Linked DNA regions of Homo sapiens: region 2 is linked to region 1. A link is an interaction called in ENCODE POLR2A ChIA-PET data of the cell type or tissue named here. Cell type or tissue: B cell. All regions are shown on one strand. Links, peaks and the distances in the headings refer to the core of each region. The heading gives the core; the rest is flanking DNA. Region 1 overlaps NHEJ1 (non-homologous end joining factor 1). Region 2 holds the start of DES (desmin).

What was found. Peaks named below come from ENCODE experiments on the same cell type or tissue, not always from the same donor. Only the 100,000 strongest peaks of a DNase experiment are listed, where the experiment ranks them.
Region 2: POLR2A ChIA-PET joins it to region 1 with 12 read pairs; 2 of 35 experiments call an interaction of 5 or more read pairs at or near these places.

What each region holds. Positions count from the first base shown.
Region 1 is chr2:219,147,490-219,155,489 of GRCh38, reverse strand. It overlaps NHEJ1 (non-homologous end joining factor 1), which reads left to right. Exons shown (of 8, transcript NM_024782.3): 4 at 7,695-7,833. Among named protein-coding and RNA genes, the nearest start is that of NHEJ1, 9.3 kb to the left of the region's middle. In B cell, for the core only: CTCF peaks have their summits at 46 and 247 (motif pointing right); a DNase peak (open chromatin) is centred at 259.
Region 2 is chr2:219,408,806-219,420,593 of GRCh38, reverse strand. DES (desmin) reads right to left here and starts at 2,217. Exons shown (of 9, transcript NM_001927.4): 1 at 1,554-2,217; 2 at 439-499; 3 at 248-343; 4 at 1-99. The coding sequence starts at 2,131. RefSeq lists a promoter at 2,142-2,446, a silencer at 2,447-2,922, enhancers at 2,923-3,079, 3,080-3,198, 2,923-3,198, 11,688-11,788 and cis regulatory regions at 3,119-3,125, 2,142-3,198. In B cell, for the core only: no CTCF peak of the experiment used is centred there; no DNase peak of the experiment used is centred there; H3K27me3 peaks cover 3,734 bases.

The DNA of each region.
Region 1 (8,000 bases), core at 1-8,000:
ATCTTGCAAATAAAAATACATAAATAAAATTTAATAAATTTAAAAAATAAAATTAAAAAAATAAATAAAATTAAAAAAAATTTTTTGTAGAGATGGGGGGTCTCTCTGTGTTGACCAGGGTGGTCTCGAATTCCTCACCTCAAGCAATCCTCCTGCCTTGGCCTCCCAAGGTGTTGGGATTACAAGCAGGAGCCTGGCCCCATCCCATACTTTATTTCGTTTAAAACATTTCAACTTTCTAAGTAACACCAGGGGGCAGTGTTTCCTCAATAATGTTTGTTCTGGGACCAAACCATTTGGGCGGCCTTTGGGAATCCCTAGCAATAGCTAATCTCATTTTGCATTACATGGACCTAGAAATGCGGAATATGTAGTGTGATTGTGGAGACAGTTCTCCTTGGAGGCTGATGGGCTCTAATAGTTTCTTCTTTCAAAAGAATACAGTAAGGAACACTAATATAATGATATTACAATTATATAGTATATCTATATTATAGATTAATATATAAATATATGTAATATAATAATATATAATATATTAACATATATTATATGTTATATTAATCTATATTAATATAATATGTAATGGTATAATATAATGTATTATATATTATATAATATATATAATACAATATAATATAAAAGTATGTAAAGAAAAACTAGCTATTCTAGGCAAATTTCTCTAATTGGGGAACTACATTAAAGGAAAGAGACAACAGTGTTTAGGAAGGGATGAGTCTTGGTTTGCCATAGGAAGAAATTAGATTTGAGCAATTCATGAACAATTGTGCTTTAAGTTAAAATAAAATACTCATCATTAAAAGAAGAATGCCCTCCTAGGGAAACGCCTGAACCTGAGAGAGCTTTATATGGAAAAAGTTAGAGCCAGTGGACACGGGTAAGGATGTAGGTGGATACTATTTCAGGCTTGTGTGTATGTCTGTAAGGTCACACAGTCATAATTTTTGTTTGTAACTCATTCTTGTGATCGTTTTCATTTAATTTTTTTGAATGAGTAATTCTTGAAAAAGGCAAACATTTCAAACAGCATTTAAGTGTATACAGTGAAAAAATAGATCTTTCTACCCCGTTCCCTAGTCCCTCCTTTTCCTTTTGCAAAGCAACTACCAATATCAGCTTCTTGTGAATTCTTAAAGCTATATATGTATATACTGTATATATATCTTCATACGACCAAATATATATCTATGTATATGTGTATTTTTTGACAAATAGTATCATGCTGTACGCACTGTTTAGTACCTTCCTTTTTTCACTTAATTGTAGAACTTACCCACTGCTTCACTTGATGAGCCTTAAAAAAAAGAACTTAGAGATTATTCATATCAACACATTCAGAGGACCTGCCTTTGTGTTTTTTAATTGCAACATAGCATTGTATTTAATGAATGTATCATATATTTAATTGATCTGCTGTCAGTAGACACCTAAGTCTTTTGTTGTTGTATACAGTTACTATCCTTGTATTTACTTTTCCTGCATGTAAATGTGTGAGTAAATTCCCATAAGTGGAATGGCTGGGTCAAGGAATATTTGTATCTTTTAATCTTGCCACATAACATAATGCCAAATTGTCTTTCAGAGACATTATGCAGCTTAACTCCTTCCAGCTGTACAGGAAAGAGGAGAATACCTGTTCCTCATACTTCTCCAGCATAACATACTCACATTAACAAGCTAATGGTTTCTAAGTCTGCAAGGGTATTATGGAATATATTGGGTTTTGGGTCTCTGTTTGCTTGCTTGCTCTCTCTCTCTCTCTCCACCCCCCCCCCCTTTTCTTTCTTTTTCTTTTGAGATGAAGTCTCATCATAGTGCCCAGGTTGGTCTTGAATTCCTCAGCTCAAGTGATCCTCTCACTTTGGCTTCCCAAAGAGTTGGAATTATAGGCGTAAGCCTCCGTGCTTGGCCCCAGGTCTCTGGGTTCTAACACTGAGTCCATCTTCATTTAGGACAGACTTCATCTCTTACTCTTTCCTGTTGTCTGTTCTTTCTAATATCTAATATAATTCTTGATATTCCACATTTTAGCTTTCAGATTTGTGATATCTTTGGACATTTTATGATTCCTAGGAGCTATATCCAAAGGTTTCTTAGTGTAAGAAAGAGATAGGTTTTGGAACCAGCAGACTCGAATTTGTAACTCAACTCCACCTCTTTGAGACTACTTGTATTAATTTGGATAAGTACTGAATTTTTATGATTCAGTTTCTTCATCTGTAAAATAAATCAACCACAACCTTACTGTCTAGTCGTAAGGATTAAATAAAAGAACATATGTAATATTACTTATGTTTAGCATTATAGTGGACCTGTGAGGGCAAATATTTCAACTCCATAACTTTTCGTTTTAAAAGAGATGCTGGGGCCAGGCACAGTGGCTCACACCTGTAATCCTAACACTTTGGGAGGCCGAGGCGGGCGGATCACCTGAGGTCAGGAGTTCGAGACCAGCCTGGCCAACATAGCGAAACCCTATCTCTACTAAAAATACAAAAATTAGCCGGGCATGGTGGTGCATGCCTGTAATCTCAGCTGCTCAGGAGGCTGAGGTAAGAGAATTGCTTGAACCCGGGAGGTGGAGGTTGCAGTGAGCTGAGATTGCGCCATTGCACTCCAGCCTGGCTACAGCGAGACTCTCTCAAAATAAATAAATAAATAAATAAATAAATAAATAAAAATAAATAAATAAATGAAAGAGATCCCGGGGATGATGGCTCATGCCTGTAGTCCCACCAGTTTGGGAGGTCAAGACAGGAGGATTGCTTGAGACCAGGAGTTTGGGACCAGCCTGGGCAACACAGTGAAACCCATAGCTACAAAAAAATAAAAAAATAAAAAAAATAGGTGGGTGTGGTGGCATGTGCCTGTAGTCCTAGCTACTTGGAAGGCTGAAGTGGGAGAATCACTTGAGCCCAGGAGTTCAAGGCTGCAGTAAGCTGTGATTGTGCTACTGTGCTCCAGCCTTCACTGGATCTCCTGATATGATTCATCTTGATCTTTTTTGTTTATTTGTTTGTTTGTTTATGAGATGGGGGTCTTACTATGTTGCCCAGGCTGATCTTGAACTCCTGGGCCTAAGTGATTCTCCCGCTTTAGCCTCCAGCTTGATTCATCTTGAGATTGAGACCTATCATTCTGCTCCCCTGCTCATGACTTATGAACATTTCTGTGGAAAATCTGAAGACTTTGGAGAAAATTATAAATAGCTTTTCCTCGGAAAAAGATTAGCAACTCCTGTTTGTATATCTATTACACTTCCTAACCTCCTTAACTGTTGTAAGCTCTTTGATGGCAGAGGCCTCATAGGGTCAGAGTACATATTAGGAACCCAGTAGATATCTGTTGAATTGACTGATGAACTGTATATCTTCATATATTGCTGTCTATAAATTACGGGGAGTGTCCCTGACATCCTAAAGCCCTTCAAGATTTTTCCTTATAGTGTCTGTGGATTTGCTTTGAACTATTTACACATTATTATTATTATTATTGTTATTTGAGATGGAGTCTCTCTCTGTCACCCAGGCTGGAGTGCAGTGGCATGATCTCGGCTCACTGCAGCCTCTGCTTCTCAGGTTCAAGTGATTCTTGTGCCTCAGTCTCCTGAGTAGCTGGGACTACAGGTGCGTGCCACCATGTCCGGCTAATTTTTTGTGTTTTTAGTAGAGACAGGGTTTCACCATGTTGGCCAGGCTGATCTTGCATTCCTGGCTTCGGGTCATCTGCCCACCTCAGCTTCCCAAAGTGCTGGGACTTTTTTACACATTTTATCTAGTCTCTCATATGCCCATTAACACATATTTTCAAAATTTCTACTGAGCATTAATTTAAGGCTATCTGGTCTAAGAGAAATCATTTTGGTGTTCATCTAACTTTGAAATGAATTATACCTCAATAATTCAAAATGCTGTAACCCAATCCTATGAAATTATTTTAGCAGTTACAATATTTACTGATAAAAAAACTTTCTTTAAACCAAATAGACATTGGGGTCTGATAGATAATTTCAGTTGCCTGATGTGGCATTATCATATTTAATTAGACATGACATTAATTAAAAGCTGTTCCTTGTCATGTTTCATGTTTTTATACAATATTTACTGTCACTCGAGGAAATTGCTATTGAGGTAGCCATCCAGAGGGAAGCTGGTTATTAATTTAGGAGTTTCTGTTGTTTCAGTGCTGCCGCCAATTGGATGGTGTTGCTGCTTGGGTAGTAATGACAATTATTTCAATTCAACTCATCAAATATTCACTGTCATTTATACAAGTATTTGCCTGTTTTCCTCCTGATCTACCTTAAACAGTACCAAACTTTTTTTTTTTTTTTTTTTTTTTGAGATAAGGTCTCACTCTGTCACCTAGTCTGGAGTGTAGTGGTGCAATCTCAGCCCACTGCAACGTCCACCTCCTGGGCTCAAGCAGTTCTCCCACCTCAGCCTCCCAAGTAGCTGAAAATATAGGCATGCTTTAGCACACCTGGCTAATTTTTTTTTTTCTGTTTTTTTTTGAGATGGAGTCTCACCCTGTTACCCAGGCTGGAGTGCAATGGCGCAGTCTCGGCTCACTGCACCCTCCGCCTCCTGGGTTCAGGCGATTCTTCTGTCTCAGCCTCCCGAGTAGCTGGAATTACAGGCACCCGCCACCATGCCCAGCTAATTTTTGTATTTTTAGTAGAGACGGGGTTTCACCGTGTTGGCCAGGCTGATCTTGAACTCCTGACCTCAGGTGATCCACTTGCCTCGGCCTCCCACAGTGCTGGGATTACAGGTGTGAGCCACTGCGTCCGGCCAATTTTTTGTATTTTTAGTAGAGATGAGGTTTCACCATGTTGCCCAGGCTGGTCTCAAACTCCTAAGCTCAAGCGATCCGCCTGCCTTGGCCTCCCAAAATGCTGGGATTATAGGCGTGAGCCACCATGCCCGCCCAGCAGGACCAAATTTAACAAAACAATTCCTAGGAAAGAAGATCGAGTGTAGAGCAGATAAATTTTTCCAAAGCTGAACTTCTGCCACATTCTGAACAGTACTTCCTAGAGGGTTAAGTTTTTGCTAAGGACCTCAATTGGGAGTCAGTGCCAGGTTGGGATGTGCTGTGTGGTAGAAGGAAGACTCTAGTATCTATAGCTGGACTTTATTTCTGGCTTTCCCCTCTGTGCCAGAACCCTTCCATTTCTTAGTCCTTGGTTTTGGTACAAAAGCTGCCGCCACTAACTTCCTTTCTTCCCACCTCCCCACATCCAGTCTTTTCTAATCTAGCAGAAATGTGGAAAAAAGTCTTTTCCTCTTAATTTGAGCCAAAGCACAATTAGAACTTTTAGTAGTAAATTTTACCTAGAAAATGAATGGAAAATGAAAACACAAAGGTCTGAAAGAGTCCAGACGTCTAATCTGGATCCAGATGAGTCTGGCTTGCACATGTTATGGGATACTCTAGTACCTTTTCCTCATTTCAAGCCTGTTGGGGTATCTTGTCTAAAAGTACTCCTTTTTCAGGTCTAGGACAGGGGTTGGCATACTATGGCCATGGGCCAATTCTGGCTTGCTGCCTGTTTTTGTAAAGCTCGGTTGGAACACAGCCACTTGATTTGTTTACATATTGTCTGTGGCTGCTTTTGTGCTACAACAGGAGAGTCCAGTAGTTGCAACAGGGACTGGATAGGCCACAAAGCCAAAAATGTTAACTATCTGGCCCTTTATAGAAAAAGTTTGCTGACCTCTGATCTAGGGCATTTCTTCTTTTTAGTGCCTTCTTTAGTTCATCTCCTTAAGGAAAGGGAAAGGAAGTCTGATAACTTCCCTTAGTCACAGATAGATTATTAATTTGAATTATTTTATTTTATTTTATTTTGAGACAGGATCTTGTTCTGTCACCCAGGCTGGAGTGTAATGGCATGATCTTGGCTCACCGCAACCTCTGCCTCCCGGATTCAAGCGATTCTTGTGCCTCAGTCTCCCGAGTAGCTGGGATTACAGGCATGTGCCACCATGCCTGGCTAATTTTTGTATTTTTTGTAGAGACTGGGTTTCATCACGTTTCCCAGGCTGGACTCGAACTCTTGGACTCAAGCAATCCTCCAACGTTGGCCTCCCAAAATGCTGGGATTACAGGCATGAGCCGGCCTAGTTATTTTTTTTGACAGGTTAATGGACACCTTGTGTAGGTGAATTAAATGATTATTCTATATAGCTATACATTATCATATGAGAGTATCACCCTATTTGTACGGCAGTATGGCTGCGTTTGCATTCTTCTTACCTCTTGTTAAAAATGGGGTGTGTGGGCTGGGCACGGTGGCTCACGCCTGTAATCCCAGCACTTTGGGAGGCCGAGGCAGGCAGATCACCTGAGGTCAGGAGTTCAAGACCAGCCTGACCAACATGGTGAAACCCCGTCTCTACTAAAAATACAAAAATTAGCCGGGCATCGTGGTGCATGCCTGTAATCTCAGCTACTCGGGAGGGTGAGGCAGGAGAATCGCTTGAACCTGGGAGGTGGAGGTTGTAGTGAGCTGAGATCGTGCTACTGTACTGTAGCCTGGGCAACATGAGCGAAACTCCTTCTCAAAAAAAAAAAAGGGGGGGTTGTGTGTAGAGTGCGTTGGCTTATACCTTCCTAGGCTAGTTCTTGGTAGCTGGCTTGCTTCTATTATAACAATAACCTTAGACTATGCTGCATTTGTGGGAACAGATTGAAACTCCAGGGTCCTTCTGGGCTATCATGAGCCCTGAAATGGCTCTTAGTGTCTGGATCTAATTTGATCTTCAAGGGTCTTTACCTTCTGTTGATTTTTGTCTTCTGTTACACTTTAGCTAGTGTACTCTGTTTTTGCCACACTTATTTTCTTGAGGGCTACTTGGATCTTCAGCTTTTCTCATTTGTTTGTTTGTTTTCTTCTTGTTGTTTTGAGATGCAGTCTTGCTCTGTTGCCCAGGCTGGAATGCAGTGGCATGATCACAGCTCACTGAAGCCTTGACCTCCTTGGCTCAAGTGATCCTTCCACCTCAGCCTCCCGAGTAGTTGGGATTACAGATGCATGCTACTGTGCCTGGCTAATGTTAAAAAATTTTTTTTTGGTAGAGATGGGGTCTCACTATGTTTGTCAGGCTGCTCTTGAACTCCTGGGCTTAAGTGAGTTCCTACCTCGGCCTCCCAGAGTGCTGGGATTACAGGCATGAGCCATCTCAGCTGGTGGGATCTTGTTTTTGAGAAAGAGTCTCACTCTGTCACCCAGGCTAGAATGCAGTGGTGCAATCTTGGCTCACTGCAACCTCTGCCTCCTGGGTTCAAACAATTCTTGTGCCTCAGCCTCTCGAGTGGCTGGGATTACAAGCTTCTGCCACCAAGCCCAGTTAATTTTTGTATTTTTAGTAGAGATAGGGTTTGGCCATGTTGGCCGTGCTTGTGTCAAACTCCTGACCTCAAGTGACCCACCCGCCCTGGCCTTCCAAAGTGTTGGGATTACAGACGTTAGCCACTGCACCAGCCACCTTCTTAATATATTTAATTATTGTATTTGTGTTTACATTCATGTAAATGGGTTACTTGCCTATGAAACTATAAGTTTCTGTAAGAACATTTATTTTTCGGTATTTTTTCTGGTACCTAATACTGAATTGGAAAGTACTTTATAAGAGTCTTTTGGCTAATTGATATCTCTTCCCTCAAAGGTCTCCCAACATTTGATTCGTCCTCTGATGGGCATGAGTCTGGCATTACAGTGCCAAGTGAGGGAGCTAGCAACGTTACTTCATATGAAAGACCTAGAGATCCAAGACTACCAGGAGAGTGGGGCTACGCTGATTCGAGGTAAGAGGACATTCTTGGAGGAGTTGGGTGGGGCGTGTTAAAAATAGTCAAAGGGTCTTAGCAAAGAGGGAGACTCATTTGCATTAGAGAAGTGCCTCCCCCAGGATGGGTGCTGAATACTAACCAGAAACTGGAGTCTTGATATTAGGTGACTCTTTTTTGTTTGT
Region 2 (11,788 bases), core at 1-8,000, 270 kb before region 1:
CCGGATGTCCCTGAGGGCGGCAGTGAGGTCTGGCTTAGACATGTCCATCTCCACCTGGACCTGCTGTTCCTGAAGCTGAGCCTGCAACTCACGGATCTCCTGTAGGGCATGACTGGGCTTCAGTCCCCTCTCAGGGCCCACACAGCACCCTCACACCCCTATTCCCAGCCAGAGCCTCACCCCAACCCCACTTTCCGGCTGCTTTCCCCATGGCCCAGTGACCCCAGGAAGAGGGGCCAAGGTATACCTCTTCATGCACTTTCTTAAGGAACGCGATCTCCTCGTTGAGAGATTCAATTCTGCGCTCCAGGTCAATGCGAGCTAGAGTAGCTGCATCCACGTCCTGGGAGAGGCCAAGCGAGAAGGACATGGTCACCGCCACCCAGGTGGGGCAGAGCAAGGCCAGAGGCCATGCAAGGGGAAAAGAAGGGCACTCACCGCTCGGAAGGCAGCCAAATTGTTCTCTGCTTCTTCCTTCAACTGAATCTCCTCCTGCAGCCTGGGTGGGACAGACAGAAAGACAGACAGTTGCGGGTGATAAAGCTGGCAGTGGAAACGACTGGCCGGGGGCTGACCAGGGGGTGGGTCCAGGACAGAGCGGGAGGGCCTGGCTGCTGGGTAGAGGCAGGAGAGACAGGGAGTGGAGAGGCCCCACCCACCCAGGGAGGGCACAGGAAGTGGCCCAATCTCTGCCCAGGAGCCACACCCTTGAAGTCTATGTCCCCACCAGACTGTGTGACCTCCCTGGGGTTAGAAACTGTGTCTATTTTATCCACCTCTGTGTTTCTGGTTCCCAGCTCCAGCCTGGCCAATATAGCTGCTCAATTAATATTTATGACTTTGGTGGCAGGAGGGTGACTGTGCTCACTTGGCCTGTCAGAAGTGGGACCAACAAATATGCTACACTTGCTGCCCTTTTCGTTCTTGGAGCCTGGTGAAGTCTACAGTCAGGTCCTCCCAAGCTCTCTGAGAGCTGTGACCCCCACCTACTCCCTTTTTCTCCAGCCTGTCCATTCACCTTGTAAAAAGACACAGTCTCGGCAAGGCCCCAGGGCCAAGCTCCCCCCTCCCCCCACCTCCCCCAGGGCCTCATCACAGCTGAGCTGAGAGCTGTTGCTTGGACTCTGGGCCCTTGCCCTGCTTTCCCTGTCTCCTATCAGCCTCCCTTCTCCCTCTGGCTACACTGCCCTCTGGGCCTCCTGCAGCCCTTCCTCTGCCCATCAACTACCTGACCCCATAAATATCGCCCCAGCATCTTAAAATGCTTTTTAACGGGGCTGTCCACAGGGCACCGGGTCCCCTAAATTCTCCCATATCCACCCCCTGATCTATGTCCCCAAGAAAACTCCTGTGCAAGATGGGATCGCAGGGGGAGAGACCTGGAGGTCACGGCCCCTTGAAACACACAGGTGGAGGACCCTTTCTCCACATGGGGCAGGAGAGGGTCCCGGGCCCCGGGAGAAGGCAGGTGCTGACAGCGGGACCCCAGACCCCAGGCCTAGCCTCCTGTGCCCTGCCCGCAGAAAGAGGAGTCTGGGGTGCCGGGCCCTCACTTGGCCTTGAGCCGCTGCAGGTCGTCGAGCAGGTTGTCGCGCTCGACGTCGACGCGCGCGCGCTGGTTAGTGAGCACCTCCACCTGGCGCCGCAGCTCCCGCAGCTCCTCCTCGTAGAGCTCGGCCACTCGCGTCGGCTCGCGGCCCTTGAGCCGGTTCACTTCGGCGGCGAGCGCCGCGTTCTGCTGCTCCAGGAAGCGCACCTTCTCGATGTAGTTGGCGAAGCGGTCATTGAGCTCCTGCAGCTCCACCTTCTCGTTGGTGCGCGTGGTCAGAAACTCCTGGTTCACCGCGTCGGCCAGTGAGAAGTCCAGCAGCTCGCCTGCGCCGTAGGAGGAGGGCGTGCGGGTGGTCCCCAGCCGGCTGGCCCGCAGCGACCCCAGGCCCCCGGCCCCGCCCGACGTGCGCGACACCTGGTACACGCGGGACGTCACCGAGCTGGAGGAGCCCTTAGAGCCGAAACCCGCCCGCGGGAACACGGGCGAACTCAGCGGGGAGCCGAGTGGGAAGCCCGGGGCCCCGCCGAAGGTGCGGCGGTAGGAGGACACGCGCTGGCTGGACGAGTAGGCCTGGCTCATGGTGACGGCGCGGGCGAGGCTGGCGGGCGCACGGAGGAGGCGGCGGGCAGGCGGCCGGCCGGAGAGTGGATGCGGCGAGGGGAGACAGGGCCCCCAGCCGTCGGCACTATTTGTATCCCTCCTGACATCAGCCCCCGCCTCCCCTCCCCTGACAGCTGCAAGATCCCGCTGTCCTGCCAGGAAAGGGCGGCCCGTGGCCGTGGGGGCGGGGAGGCCAGCTCCCCCGCAAGAGGCCTGCGCCCCTGAGTCAGCCAGCGGGGGTCCTGTGACGGGCAAGCCTGCCAATCCTTCGCCAGGGCAGGCAGCAAGCATGTCTGCAGCCCCCAGGCGGGCCTCTTTCAGCCCTGGTTATCTCCTCGTCCTGGGGTGGGGGGGAGTGGGGTCAGGGGAGACAGCAGAAGAGAGGCTTCCCTTTAGTTTGAGGGTCCCCTTTTTGGTCAAGGAGAGACTTTGGGTCATTTCTTAAAGGGTCAAGGCCTGTTCCCAGGAAAGGCCCTAAACCACCTTGTTCCTAAATATTCTCTTGAAGTCGAAGAGGTTTGGGTCTCAGGCAAAGACCAGCCAGGCTTGAGGGTGGGGGTCTCTAGGCAGGAAGGGAGGGCAGGGAGACGCCTGGCAGGCGGAGGGATCCTGGCCAAAGCCTGCCTGCCATGTATGTCTATGGGCGAGCTAGCCCTGAGCCTCAGTTTCCCTCTGGACTAGTGCAGGCCCTCTTCCTCCCCGGTACTGTCGAGGGTGGGGCCTCAAGTTTATAAACAGTGGGCTGATTTCCAGAAAGGGTCTGATAAGCTTTCAGTTTCCAATTGCTATGTGCGCTCCCACCCCCGCACAGACTTTGTGTGGCTCCTGCCCCCTGGGTCCCCCGCCCCCTCCCTGATTCATCCCCCTACTCACACCACCCACGCCCACACACACCAGGGGTTTGTGTTTTGTCAGGAGCCGCATGTCAACCCAACCATCTCCCTGGCAGCAACAGCTGCCAACCCCAAATACCAGAGCGGGTATTTATAGAGGAGAACGCATGGCTGGGAAACAAGGCACAGGAGAGGAGCTGTGGGGGGCAGGGGGTACCTGAGGAGGCATGGGTGGGCGTCAGATAAGGAAGGCTAGGGTGACAGCCCCAATCACTTCCCACCCCCTATAATGCTCCAGCCCCCACCCCCACAAAAATGGAGCCCCACAGAGGGCCTGCCCAACCTCCAAAGCCCCCTCCTTAGCACACGGCACTTGCTAACCCCTAAGGACATCCACCATTCTCCATGGGTACTGGCCGTGCCTCTACACCTCCACTTGGCACTCCAGGTCCCTCTTGGACCTGACCCTTTTGGAATGCAAACCCTGAAAATAGAGTGCTCGATTAGGAGCCAGTCACTGGTCCTACCCTAGACCTGCCATCACCAGCTGGAGGGGTTACTAGTAGGTGTGTCCTTGTCTGAGCCCCAGCTCAGGCACGTCCTCTCTGAGCCCCAGCTTGTCAGATATAAAGTGAGGATGGTTAGCCTTGCCATGCTACCCTATAAAGGTTTAAAGAGGCCCAGGCCCTACTAATGTATGTAGCAACAATAATACCTTACATGTACTGACCACCTAGTGTGGGCCAAGCTGCTGAGCACTTCACACCCATGACCCCCAATTCTCCAACCCTAGGAGGTAGACACTAGCATCATTCCCATTTTATAGCTCAGGAAGCTGAGACAGTGAGACCTCACAGCCTGTGGCTTTGGCCTCAGGATGGGTGTGAATGTGCCGGGTAAATTGTAAAGGGGGCTTTGTTACTGCACTCTTTTCAAAGCCCTTTCCCATTAAGTGTCTAATTTTCATCCAAGAGACAAGCTTCTGAAATAGATGGGGGAGTTCCAGATATTCTTATCCAGCCCTCGAGTCAGTGCAAGCTGTTGTGTTCTGGTTATTTTTGTGTCTCATCTCCCAGACTAGACTGTATGCTCCTGGAGGATTTTGGAGACCATGTGGATCCTTAACACACTCAGGCAGCACCGTCTTTCTCATTGTCATTCAAAGTAGCCTGCAAGCTTTCTTTTGCAATTTCCTTATTTTGATGACATGCTGTGCCTCCTCCCCATCCCTCCACCCCTAAAGACCCTGATTCCAGCCAGTCTTATTACTGCATCTCCCTGACTTCAGTGACTGGGTCAAGGAATGGGCCTGGGAATGAGCAGGGCCAATCAGAGACCTTCCCTGGAATTTATAGACGGAACTGGGATTCTTCAACTGGAACCTGTGGAAGCCATGTTTCCTGCCCCCTGGGGGAGTAGGAAGAAAGAGAGGTCAATATGTAAGAAGCAGAGGAGGCTGGAGAGGAGGAGCAGGCCAGCCCCTTGGTTCCTGCAGTGCTTCCCTCAACTTTGTGAGTTGAGCTCCCACACTGTCCTTCCTGGCCTTGGGCCAACAAACTTTCCGTTTTTTTTTTTTTTTTTTTTTTTAATTTAAGGCACTTGGTATTGCTTTGATCACTTACAGCCCAAAGAACCAGATTAATCTTCCTGAAGGGGACTCTACACCTATTTCTATGATGCTACTGGGACAACATTTCTGGAGCTCTTCTCTGTGAATGATCTCCAGACCACATAAGGAAATTGGCCTTTGGACCAGCCCAAGTCCTCAGTTCCTTGGTGAAAAGAGGCAGAAGACAAATAAATCATGCCATCTATTCTCTAGTCAAAATCAACAACCACCAGACTTGGCCCCGAACCACTTGGGACTGTTTTCAAAATTCAGTTCCACCCCTGAGGATTTGCTACCATGGAGGGCTGCAAATCAACACCCCGAGGCTTGGAAGGCAGGTGAAAGAGGAGCACTCCAAAACATGCTGTGAGCTGGGCAGCACCGCTGGAGGGAGAGTTCAGCCTCCCGAGAGGACCACTCAGGATGGGACACACTAAAAATACCGACAATTTATTTGGATGGGTAGTGTATATGGTACAAAATTCAAGATGTGCAAAAAGGCATAAAATGAAAAGTAAGTCTCCTTCCCACTTTGACACCCAGCCACCCCAAACACTGCTTCAGAGACAACCAGGTTTTGGTTGTTATCGGTTCCTTTCAGAGATACTTCATGTACACACAACCACATTTTCTTATGTGGAGCCCCCACTTCTGAATCAATCTTTTTTCAATGACATACAGCTTAGAGATGGTTCCATTTTAGTACATTGACAGCTGAGTCACTTTTACATTGTGATAAAATATACATAAAATAAAATTCACCATTTGAGCCATTTTTTAAGTATACAGTTCAGTGGCGTCAAGTACATTCACATTGTTGTACAACTATCCCCACCATCCATCTGCAGAACTTTTTCATTGTCCCAAGCTGAAACTCCATATGTATTAAAAATAACCCTCCACCTTCCCCTCCTCCCAGCCCCTGGTAAACATCATTCTACTTTCCGTTTCTACGAATTTGACTCTAGGTACTTCATGCAAGTGGAATCATACCATATTTGTCCTTTTGTGACTGGCTTACTTCCCTTAGCATAACGTCTTCAAGGTTCATCCATGTTGTGACATGGGTCAGAATTTCCTTTCTTTTTAAGGCTAAATAATATTCCATTGTATGTATACACCACACTTTGTTTATCTGTTGATGAATATTTGGGTTGTTTCCAACTTTTGGTTATTGTGAATAATGTCGCTATGAACTTTGGTGTACAAATATCTGTTCAAATACTTATGTTCAGTTCTTTTCTGTAGATACTCAGAAGTGGAACTGCTATGTTATATGGTAATGCTATGTCTAAATTTTTGAGGAACTGCCATGCTGTTTTCCGCAGCAGCTGCACTGTTTTACATTGCTACCAGCAGTGAACATGGGTTCCAATTTCTCCACATCCTGGCTAACACTTGCTATTTTCTATTTGTTTATTTGTTTTATAATATTAATAGTAGCCTTCCTAATGGATGTGAGGTGGTACCTCATTGTGGTTTGTTTGTTTTGTTTTGTTTTTTAGAGACAGGGCCTCTGTCACGCAGGCTGGAGTGCAATGGCACGATCATCACTCACTGCAGCCTCAAATTCCTGGACTGAAGTGATCCTCCTGCCTCAGCCTCCCAAGTACCTAGGACTACAGGTGCAAGCCACCATACCTGGCTAGTTTTTTTACTTTTCCATAGAGATGAGGTCTCCAAACCTATGTTGCCCAGGCTGGTCTCAAATTCCTGGGGTCAAGTGATGTTTCCACCTCAGCCTCTCACAGTGCTGGGATTATAGTTGTAAGCCTCCACACCCAGCCTTATTTCATTTTTTAAAGATAGGGTCTCACTCTGTTGCCCAGGCTGGAGTGCAATGGCATGATCATACCTCACTGAGGACTTAAACTCCTGGTCTCAAGCGATCTTCCTGCCTCAGTCTCCTAAAGTGCTGGGATTATGGAAGCAAGCCACCACACCTGGCTGCTCATTGTGGTTTTGATTTGCGTTTCCCTAATGATCAGTGATGTTGAGCATCTTTTCATGCGCTTACTGGTAATCTGTATATCTTCTTTGGCAAAATGTCTTCAAATCCTTTGCCCATTTTTGAATTGGGTTGTTTGGGGATTTTTTGTTGTTGAGTTGCAGGAGTTCTTTATATACTCTGGATATTAATCCCTTATCAGATATATGATTTGCAAATATTTTCTCCCATTCTGTGGTTTGCCTTTTCACTCTGTTGATAATGTCCTTTGATGAACAAAAGTTTGTAATTGTGATCAAGTCCTATTTATCTATTTTTTATTTTATTGCCTATGCTTTTGGTGTCATATTCAATAAATCATCGCCAAATCCAATGTCATGAAGATTTTCCTCTTTGTTTTCTTCTAAGAATTTTATATTTTAGCTCTTATGTTTAGGTATCATGTCTGTTTGTTGTTGTTGTTGTTGTTGAAACAGGGTCTTGCTCTGTTACCCAGGCTGGATTACAGTGGTGCCATCATAGCTCACTGCAACCTCAAACTCCTGGGATCAAGCGATCCTTCCACCTCGGTCTCCCAAAGTGCCAAAATTACAGGCATGAGCCAATGTGGGCCTGGCTGTTTTATCCATTTTGAGTTAATTTCTATGTATGGTATAAGGTAAGAGTCCAGCTTTGTTTTTTTGCATGTGGATATCCAGTTTCTCAGCACCATTTGTTGAAAAGACTACCCTTTCCCCCACTGAATGGTCTGGGCACCTGGGATGAAAATAATTTAACCACGTGTGAGGGTTTATTTCTGGGCTCTCTATTATATTCTGTTGGTCTGTATGTCTGTCTTTATGCTGGTACCACACACTGTTTTGATAACTGTACCTTTGTAGTAAATTTTGAGCTCAGAAAATGTGAGTTCTCCATCTTTGTTCTTTTTCAAAAATTTGTGGCTATTTGAGGTCTCTTGAAATTCCTTATGAATTTTAGGATGGATTTTTCTATTTCTGCAAAAATGTTGGTGAGATTTTGATAGGCATTATACTGAATCTATAGATCACTTTGAGTAGTAATGGTATTCTTAACAATATTAAGTGTTCCAGTTCATGAACATGAGATGTCTTTCCATTTATTTTTGTCTTCTTTGATTTATTTCAATAATATTTTATAATTTTCAGTGTACAAGTCTTGTGCCTCATTATTTATGTTTATTGCTAAGTATTTTATTATTTTTAATGCTATTATAAATGCAGTTGTTTTCATTTATCATTGAGATGATCATGTGGGGTTTTTCTTCATTCTGTCAATGTGAAGTATGACACTGATTGACTTTTATATATTGAACTATCCTTGCATTCCAGGAATAAATCCCACCTGATTATAGTGTGTAATCCTTTAAATTTGCTGCTGAATTTGGTTTGCTAGTATTTTGTTATGAGTTTTACATCAATATTTATAAGGGATATTGGTCTGTAGTTTTCCTGTAGTGTCTTTGTTTGGCTTTGGTATGAGGATAATGTTGGCCTCATAGAATGAGCTAGAAAGTGGCTGGGCACAGTAGCTCATGCCTGTAAACCCAGCACTTTGGGAGGCCGAGGGAGGCAGATCAGGAGGTCAAGAGTTCGAGACCAGCCTGACCAACATAGTGAAACCCCATCTCTACTAAAAATACAAAAATTAGCTGGGTGTAGTGGCACACGCCTGTAATCCCAGCTACTTGGGAGACTGGGGCAGGAGAATCACTTGAACCCGGGAGGCGGAGGTTGCAGTGAGCTGAGATCGTACCACTGCATTCCAGCCTGGGCGACAGGGCGAGACTCTGTCTCAAAAAAAAAAAAAAAAGAATGAGCTAGAAAGTATTCCTTTCTCTTCTAATTTTTGGAAGAGTTTGAGGACTGGTGTTAGGTTTTTTGTTTGTTTGTTTGTTTGTTTTGAGACAGTGTCTCACTCTGTCACCCAGGCTGAAGTGCAGTGGTGTGATCATGGCTTACTGTAGTCTCAACCTCCGGGGCTCAAGTAACCCTCTCACCCTCCCACCTCAGCCTCCCTAGTAGCTGGGACCAGAGGCGTGTGCCACCATACCTGGCAAACTTTGTAATTTTTTTGTAGACAGGGAGTCTCCCTATGTTGCCCCAGGCTGATCTCAAACTCTTGGGCTCAAGTGATCCTCCCACCTTGGCTTTTCAAACTGTTGGGATTACAGGTGTGAGCCACCATGCCCAGCCTGGTGTTAGTTCTTTGTTTCTTAGAACTCACCAGTTAAGCCATCTGGTCCTGCACTTTTCTTTGTTGTGGGGTTTTGAGTCATTTTTCTTAGTGTCTTTGTATTTCACTGTATAGACTTGGTATAATTTATTTGGCCAGTTCCTTATTGATAGACATTTATGTTGTTCCAGTGTTTTGCTATTATAAGCAATGCTGCTGTGAACATCTTCAGGACACCTTTGAACACAAATTTTGGTACTTTTTTTTTTTGAGACGGGTTTTGCTCTTGTTGCCCAGTCTGGAGTGTAATGTGCGATCTCGGCTTACCACAACCTCTGCCTCCCAGGTTCAAGCGATTCTCCTGCCTCAGCCTCCTGAGTAGCTGGGAATACAGGCATGCGCCATCACGCCCGGCTAATTTTGTATTTTTAGTAGAGATGGGGTTTCTCCATGTTGGTCAGGCTGGTCTTGAACTCCCGACCTCAGGTGATCCACCTGCCTCAGCCTCCCAAAGTGCTGGGATTGTAGGCGTGAGCCACCATGCCCGGCCACTTTTTTAAAAAAAAAACATAAAAGTCACAGTATTTAGTAGTCAGGCCTCTTCCTTAATTGATATTGGAAATGGAAAGGTCCACCAGGACAGATGATTTCATTCAGCATTTACCAGAAAAGGGGACAATTTATAAATTTGTGTATGTGGGATGGTGCCTTGCACAGTGGGTACTGACAATAACTTTTGTTAAATGAATTAAGGAAATAAGTTAGTCCTGCTCTCCGTTTGAAATATTTCCAGATTAAGCCGGGCGTGGTGGCTCACGCCTGTAATCCCAGCACTTTGGGAGGCCGAGGCAGGCGGATCACGAGGTCAGGAGCTCAAGACCATCCTGGCTAACACAGTGAATCCCCGTGTCTACTAAAAATAAAAAAATTAGCCAGACATGGTGGTGGGCACCTGTAGTCCCAGCTACTCGCGAGGCTGAGACAGGAGAATGGCATGAACCCGCGAGGCTGAGCTTGCAGTGAGCCGAGATTGCGCCACTGCACTCCAGTCTGGGTGACAGAGCGAGACTCCGTCTCAAAAAAAAAAACCAAAAAACAAAAAAGAAATATTTCCAGATTATTCAAACCTCAGAGTTTTAGAAGCTTACAGTTGGACCTCAGCAGGTCATGAGGCTGACCAGTCTCATGCTCCCACTTCTCACTGAAGTCCGAAGTCTTCTTTACTGTGGCTCCAGCAAGCACTTGATCAGCTTGAATCCCTCCAGTCCCTGGGAACTTACTGTCTCTGGGCAGCACATTCCATTCCCGAAGAGTCCCTGAGTACCTAACATGTCTGCACCGCAGCTCTGCTGTTAGAAAACCTTTCCTTGGCCGGGTGCGGTGGCTCACACCTGTAAACCTGACACTTTGGGAGGCCGAGGAGGGCGGATCACCTGAAGTCAGGAGTTTGAGACCAGCCTGGCCAACATGGCAAAACCCCGTCTCTACTAAAAATACAAAAATTAGCCAGGTGTAGTGGCACGGGCCTGTAATCCCAGCTACTTGAGAAGCTGAGGCAGGAGAATCACTTGAACCTGGCGGGTGGAGGTTGCAGAGAGCCGAGATCACACCACTTCACTCCATCCTGGGCTAAACAGCAAAACTCTGTGTCAAAATTAAAAAAAAAAAAGAAAAGAAAAGAAAAGAAAGAAAACGTTTCCTGATACTCAAAGCCAGATGACATGTCTCTGCTATGCCACATATTCTAACCTGGGAGCCAAGCAGAGCAAGAACCCCCCTTTCACAGATCTACCCTGCAAACATTTGGGGGCAGTGTTCATGCCTTTTGGAACGTTGCCTGTTTTGCCACTCCCAGCTTCTCTCCTTTCCCTGACCTATTGAACCAGCAAGACCCAAACTTGTCATGGCCTCTGAGGGCCCCACAGGACTGGCCCTGCCCACCTCGTCAACTGCAGGTCACTCACCTCTCCTTCAGACTCCCCTTGCTTCAGCCTCCTTTCTGTTGGGTGAGGCTGCCCAGCTCTCTCCAGCCTCCAGACCTTGGCCTTTGCTGTTCCCTGCTGTCCCCCGAGCGCAATGTCTGGAGGGCTTCAGGATGCCCCGGCAGATCTCTGAACCTCACAGAGGGCTCTCTGGAAAATAAGGGCCCTGGCTCTACCTAGGAGCCCCCAGATTTCATGAATGGCATGGATGGAGGACAGGTGGCTAGTATGGGCGGATAGCTGAGGTGGCTTGGCCAGCATAGGGCATTTGGATTAGGAAAAACTGAAAGAACTCAAAAAGGAGAGAACTGGCCCTTTACCCGGTCTGAGAGAGCCTCACTTGCCCTGGGATTCCAGGTATGAGGCAGTGTTAATTCCTCCTGCGGTGCACCCTCCCTCCGTGGACTAATACCCACCCACAGGGGCACCTTCCACTCCTTCCAGGGCCCCTCTTCTCTCTCTTTTTTTCCAGCTGGGGACCTCATGCTTCCACCCTGAGCTGGGTTGGGCCAGGAGGCAGCCATTGCATGAGAGAGCCTTGGGAACAGCATGGCAAGGATGAACTCTGGGGACCTAGGCCCTCATCATCAACTGTAGCACTGGGTCATTGACAGGGGGGTGAGAAGGTGGTGGCAAAAGGCACAAGCTTAGGGGTTGGGGGTAGAGTGGTCAATTGGAGGCGAAGATACAGGTGGACACCCTGGGGATTCACCAGCTGACCACCTGGGCTACCTGGGCAAGTCCCTGGCCTCGGCCCTGTTGTGATCCCAGTGTGAGGGGACAAGGCCAAGTCACCTCTGGAGTCCCCTCAACTTCTGACAGCCTGAGACTCTGGGCCCCAGCAGGGGGTGGTCTCAGCTGAGTTTTTTCCTGGGACTCACTGTCTAATGTCCCCTGGCCTCCCTGTCCAGAGCCCCTCCCTCCAGCAGCCCCCTCCCATGCATCCCCATCCCCTCCATCCACCTTCCCCCAGCTGGAGCAGCTGCTTGACCTCCACAGGCTGCTGAGGAGCTGGAGTGACTGTAAAAGGGAAGGAATGTCCAGAGGCGGCTGTTTCTCCCTGATATCACC